2 separate regions of the Homo sapiens genome follow, and region 2 is linked to region 1. Evidence: chromatin contacts called from ENCODE Hi-C data. All regions are on one chromosome and are shown on one strand. The core of a region is the stretch at or near the end of the contact, and the rest is flanking DNA. Distances in the headings are between cores, read along the strand shown.

Region 1 (3,143 bases), core at 15-2,514:
TCTTTGCTTGTCTCTGCACTAGATTTGTTTTTCTAATTTCTTTTTACTTGAAGGTTTACCAGCTGCTTTATTACCAGAGCGAGGCTTCCTTGCAGTCTCTTTTCTTTTTCCTCTCCCCCTCTGTTCCCCTCCTTTTTGTTCCTAGAGACAATCAGTGTCTCTGGTCCCAGCTGCCACTGCTGATTTTTCATTACAGTTTAATTTAAAACTGGGATTGGAATGGAAATGTCTTTTTGCCATTTGGGGTTTGTGAGGCCTGTGGTTTTATTGCCAAAGGCACAAATGTTAGTTACTACTGTTTTTCCAGAGTTTGCTGGGGAGGGTGAAGGGGTATAGGAGAGTAGGAGGGAAGAAAGACAGACTGACCTAGTGGAAGTGGGAGGGAAACTGGAGGGGGAAATCCCTCTTTCGGAAGGCAACTTTATTCTGCGAATTGTTTTGTTTGATGTTTTGAAGAATACGAGTTGGGTCACGAGGAGGGAGAAATGGCGTAGGATCTCCCCAAATGTGTATTTATGTAGGCTAAATATTTGTCAGCCCTGGAAATGAGATGGCTGAGGGAGGGACGATCACACAGACACAATTTGGAACTAGCACCAATGTAGAGAAAATGGTTTTCTTTTTAAGTAATAGTAACGTCTGTGGCTGATTCACTTGACCACAGCCGTAAATGGGAATACCCAAGGAAGGACTAAACGGTATCTAACCTCAGAGGAAACAAGCTCTACATGTTTCTATGCTCTCACCTAAAAGGAGACATCAGGCATCTATCTGCACTAGCTTCTGTGTTCTCTCTCCTTTTATATTTCTTGGACTCAAGTCCTAGGATTTATTTACAAGCCTCCCTCCAGTCGTATCCCAGTCCAGCTACACAATTAATGTTTCCTATAATCTCTTAGAAGGTTCTTAGTGAATGATTGTTTTGATCAGATTAAAACTAAACAGTCTGCTAAAATTGATGATGTTTTTACCTATCTAAGTGTAAAATTAAGAAGGAAGGACATTCTTATTTGAAAGTAATCATGCAGCAGGCGGTGGAGAGAAGCTGAGGCATTTGCACACCTTGATTTCAATATTTAGCACTGACATTGGAGGCAGTTGTTTCCTGGTTGGGGAGGAATCTACAGAAACCGGAATGTCTTATCTGTCTTGCTAAAAACAATTACTGTCTCTCCTCCCAGCAAGAATCCCGCTCCTCCTGGATACACCAGTTTTGGATGTCAAACCGAATGCTCCATTATCTCTACAGATCGCGCTGACTCTTCACACTGTGGAACATTTCAACCTCCTCTCCAACTGGCCTCAGGCGGCTGTCGGACTGGTGAACTTGTCTGGGGTAAACACATCTCCCTGTCACAGAGCAGCCCAAAGACTCAGCGTGCTTTGCGGGTGCTTAAGGCCTTGTGCTGCCAGTCTGCACATTTTGTGTGCTCTTGGTTAATCGGGACATTTTATCCAAAAGCACATTTCGGCCAGGCTTCCTCTCCTGCAGACTCACCCCCATCCACTCCTTCCCCACCTGTCTAGGGTGTTCTGTTTCCCTGCTGCAGGGCGGAGGGCAGCGGTCCAGGAGCCCCACAATCATCCCCAGTTTCCAAAACTGTTGTGGTTGCCTTTGCAGTTCACACGGACATTCTAGTGGTTGGAATTTGCTCACAGAAGACATTCTACTAATAACAGGGGAGATAGTTCTCATTTGTCTAGTTCAGAGTTCATAGCACACAAAGGGGGAAAGAAAATAATAATAATGGAAACCGTTTTAACCCCACCAGCTGCCCCGCCTCCATCACAACAACAGAAACAAGAACAACAACGACAACTCCCTCACCCTGTGCCCTGTGTGGTTAACTCCAACACAACCACAGCCCCCGTGCCGGAAGCTGTGTGTGGCTGAACGTCCCGATGTGATACTGAAATATGTGTAGAGGAAATGCCTCTTCTGACCCCTCAGTGAAGCTTGAAACTTGAAGGAGCTGATTGACATTTGAAGAAAGCAGCTATTTTTGTGTGTGTGCAATTTTCCCGGATGAAGAAAATTGTCCAGCTCTCCCTCTCCGTTGCTCAGCCCTCCCCCAGAGGCTACATCTCATACCAAGCAGTGGGCTCTAAGGGCAGGTCTGCTTGTGCTGTGAGGACACAGGTGACGTCTTTAAGGACCTTCTTTCCTGCTCCAGTATACCACATGTTGTGGTCAGCTCCCTGTAAGGCAGATATTGCAGCCACCTTTTCTTTCCAGGTTTACCAAAATAAATGCAGGGGGAACTATGGATGGAGCATTTTTTGCCCTGTTTGACAGGAAAGTGGCTGTTTGATCTTCCTTTGTGCTATAGGAATCTTCAGAAATCTCTTGGAAAATCTCATAAACCTATGTTAGTGGCCACATATGGGATCCATTAACTCCTCATTTCTGCTTGTTCTTAGCAAATTTTTGTCTGGTGACAACATAAAAACTTTGGATTGTTTTTGTTTTGCTTCACACCAGAGAGAACTCTGTTGACTGGCTTTAGTTTTGAGAAAATATTCAGCAAAAAGCAGACCGGGTTTGGAGTGAAATAACTAATTCTAAGTAAAGCTTGGTGGAACATTTGGTTCATGAGGAAGTAGGGGGACATTTTTCTTCTTTGGGTTTCAGGGGGATTCCAGAGTTGCCAGTGTTCTGGGAAGACGTCTCCTTTTCTGATGAAATTGAATAAGAAATCCGGGCTTTCTTCCTATCTCCAACTATGTGTATGGTGTGATTTTGGAATAGTGGAGTGGTCTCTCTTAGTTTCTCAATGTTTGTTTTCTAAATAGAGGACAAAGCAGCAACATACTCTTTTGCAAGACACGCCAATATCCTTAGATAAAAAGGTGTTAAATAATGACATCATACCAGTATTTGGAACTAAAATTACTCGTGTATGACAAAAACCAGATTGGAGGATGTTAACTCAAAGTAGACAGAGAGAAATTTAGAAGAAAATTGGCTTTTATTTTTCTGTTTTAAGTAATTAATAAATGAAACACAACAATCTGCGCTTTCACCCACAGGCAGCATCAGGGGACATCAAACATTGCCTTTGAAGTGGGCCCCCAGTAGGGAGGACCCCACTGTTCAGGCTACTTTATAGTGGTAATATACTGTCTGGAAAAAACAGATGCCA
Region 2 (3,051 bases), core at 328-2,827, 1.7 Mb after region 1:
CGCTTTAAGCTGCAGCTAACAGAAACTTGGAAATCCTTGCACCGTTTGGACTAGGAGACTCAGTTAACCATGGCTCTTATTCTTCCGGCTTCTAGATTGTGTTCGAGGGAGTGATAGGGAAAGGACGTTCCGGAGAGATTGCCATTGATGACATTCGGATAAGCACTGATGTCCCACTGGAGAACTGCATGGGTATGTGAATATCTGTCTCTTCATGGTTCTTTCAAATAAGACCCCAAGGGCTGGGATAAGCAAGAGGAGGCAGGACACCATTTTCCAATGCAGTCGTTACCCAGTGGGTGGGGCAGCCACAGTCTCTGCAAGGTAAGGTGTGGGTGTAGTTGTGTCTTAGGCTGGGTTCAGGGTGGGAAGGGGTGTGAGGTAAGGGGACGGCTTATATCCCTGTTCCCAATCAGAAATAGACATGCACTAAGTACATAGAGGTTCAGGGTGCCAAGACCCCCTCAGCAAACCCCAGCTTTTAGCAAAGAAAATGCTAGAGGACGAGAGCAACTGCCAGTCAAAATTATATGCTGGAAAGGTTTGATGGATTTAATGGAAGCCTTCACTGGTGAGCAAAAATAGTACATATGTTATGTAAGAGTGATAACACAATTACCTGAGTAGTTATTTTACATGAATGAATTGCAGAGCAAACTGTGGCATTTGAAGTAAGATTTCAGATTTTTCTTTAAAACGAATACCTCTAATGCCCAAGATCCCAAAGTTGTTGTAGGATTAAACATTGCAGGCCAGGTGACTGGCACGAGAAGGATATCATAACCATCATCTTGGTCAAAAGCACCTGAACAGCCAGTCCACCTGAGAGGCACGCATTTTCTTCAGGGTCTCCTGCTGCAGATGAGGTCACCCTGGCTGTGTCCCATCAGAGCCATGGACATTTCCCAAACCAAGAAAGGAACCCTGAGAAGGCATGAGGGTTGCTTTCAGTCAGCAGAGTGGCTGCAGTAACTCACCAACTGCCTTTCTTGGCACACGACCCCTGGTGTGTGTGTGCTTGATGATGTCAGAAGCACCTGGGACCACCCCAGTCCCTCCGGGCAACTCTCAGGCCCCAGGCATCTAAAAGTAATCCAGGCTCTGAGAAAGTAATCAGCAGTAAGTAACTGATTACAATACTTTAGGGACCCATTTCTTGATGAAGGACTTTTTGTTCCAAAGCAACTTTGAGAATCCCCCCTCCTCCGCCATCACCACCCCATGATGATGATGTGTTAGAGCCAGCCTAGAACATGTGGAAGATGGGGGGCCCTCTCCATGGAGTGGTACAAAAAAACCGAGTGCAGTCATGTTTATCATCATATTCATCCAATTATTCACTCTATGTTCACCCAATTGTTTCTTGCCTTTAACTAAGTCCAATTTTTTGTTTGTTTTTTTCAGAACCCATCTCGGCTTTTGCAGGTGAGAATTTTAAAGGTAAAAAAAAATTTTTTTTTTGCATGCTTTTTCCTTCCCCCATGTGATGTGAATTTGATGGGGGGAATCAACCTCCAAATTTGTCAAATCTCGCAAGAGAAAAGAGACGCCACACCTTCCTGCCGCTAGATGGCACTAGCAACACCTGTAGATGCGGGAAGGGGATTGAGAGCCTCACTGTCTCTTGTTTAATTAAAGTTTAGAAACCTATTAATAGAGACAAATAGGTTACAGATAAACCTTTCAGCCTTGCATTGTCCAACGGGGAGCAATGAGGCTGAAAATGCAGGGGTGGTGAGAAAGGAGAGACTGTGGGAAGACTGAACCAAAAAAAAAAAAAAATCAGTATAAATTAAAAGTGAAATGAGGTGGCAATGATTTATTTTAGCCTGAAGATGGTTTCTTTCCAGTTCCAGGGTACCAAGGCAGCGGTTTCAGTTAACCACAGAGCCGAGGGGCTTCTGTGTACAGCCTGCAGTCAGTACCTGCAGTCACCATACCTCAGTGAGGTACGGTGGCAGGCTGCTTGTAAGAGAAGGAAGTTAGGAAAGAGACACAGAAGTGGTGGCCTCAGGAGAAAGAGTTGCCACATTTAGGACCCGGTGTCCAGTCAAGGGAATAAGGAGGTGCATTCGATGACTGGAGCTAGAGCACTTTAAATGCAGGACTGAAAATCAGAAAGGACGTGTTCTCCCCCGAGAAAGCAGAGAGAGCAGAGCAAAGTGAGAAGAATTGGGGATGCTTGCCTCATCCAGGTTATAAAAAAAAAAAAAGGCCTCCAGCCTTGGGTGATGGCAATGTTGTTTGTGCTGTTACAATGCAGCAGATTTTACATTTTGCCCTCTTTGCAAACCTATTAGCGGACACTGCTGAAGTTCCCACACCGGTTTCTAATGCCAAACATTTAGGAGCCACTCTAAATGCGTCACTGCAGTTGGCCTGAGTGTAAAAGCACACACAAAAACACCCTCACCAAATGATGGGGGTTCTTCATGACCTGTTTGATGCCAGCAATTGTGAGGATTGCTGTGCCCTCTTTGTACTGGCTGGGCTTACCCCTACAAGTGGCAGCATTGCAGAGATAAGGGCAGCCATTTTTATATCTGCCGTCTAGACTCGTTATCTTCACTCTCATTAATCTGTCCAGCTCTGGGCTAGAAAGAGATGAATTCCTGGTTTGCCACCTAGATATGCTCCCTGACTCCAAATCATCTCACCCAATTTGCCACTCATCAGCTCTAAGACAGCCAGTGAGGAACAAAGCTGCAGACGACAGGGGAATGACAGACCGACATAGAATATATTGCCTTTCTTACCCTTCCTCGTGTCCCTGAACCCCATGCCCACTCCCTGTACCACAGTTCTAAAAGTATTAAGAGTATTCATGTGCATACACTGGTGCTCTCTGGGGGTGAGGTTTATGTTAATGTAAATCCAAAGTATTGGAGGAAAGCTGAGAGCCAAACTGAACGACTTTGGATTACAGTCGAATTCGAGTTCTAACCTTCAGGACCCAAGGTAATGCTTATGTTGGTGAAGTGAAAGCTGTGGATGTTGTTTCGCCTGACTCTCTTTGGGTTGTGGAGACTCACAGCTCCCAGAAAGGCTGGG

The links. A loop is a pair of places that touch in the nucleus more often than their neighbours do. Pooled maps may share reads with other maps.
Region 2: a map of CD4-positive, alpha-beta memory T cell shows a loop between it and region 1 (16-fold over the local background). The contact joins two enhancer-like sites. A Hi-C loop is called at or near these places in 2 of 168 maps with a recorded cell type or tissue (CD4-positive, alpha-beta memory T cell and endothelial cell of umbilical vein), 1 of 37 single-sample maps with no recorded cell type and 8 of 50 pooled maps.

The regions. Positions count from the first base shown.
Region 1 is chr2:204,108,558-204,111,700 of GRCh38, forward strand. No RefSeq gene overlaps it. Among named protein-coding and RNA genes, the nearest start is that of ICOS, 170 kb to the left of the region's middle. Within about 2 kb of position 1,265, at least 13 of the 41 ENCODE cell types and tissues checked have a DNase peak (open chromatin) inside an H3K27ac peak, as active enhancers do.
Region 2 is chr2:205,765,379-205,768,429 of GRCh38, forward strand. NRP2 (neuropilin 2) reads left to right here. Exons shown (of 17, transcript NM_003872.3): 14 at 96-192; 15 at 1,405-1,425. Among named protein-coding and RNA genes, the nearest start is that of NRP2, 84 kb to the left of the region's middle. Within about 2 kb of position 1,578, at least 2 of the 41 ENCODE cell types and tissues checked have a DNase peak (open chromatin) inside an H3K27ac peak, as active enhancers do.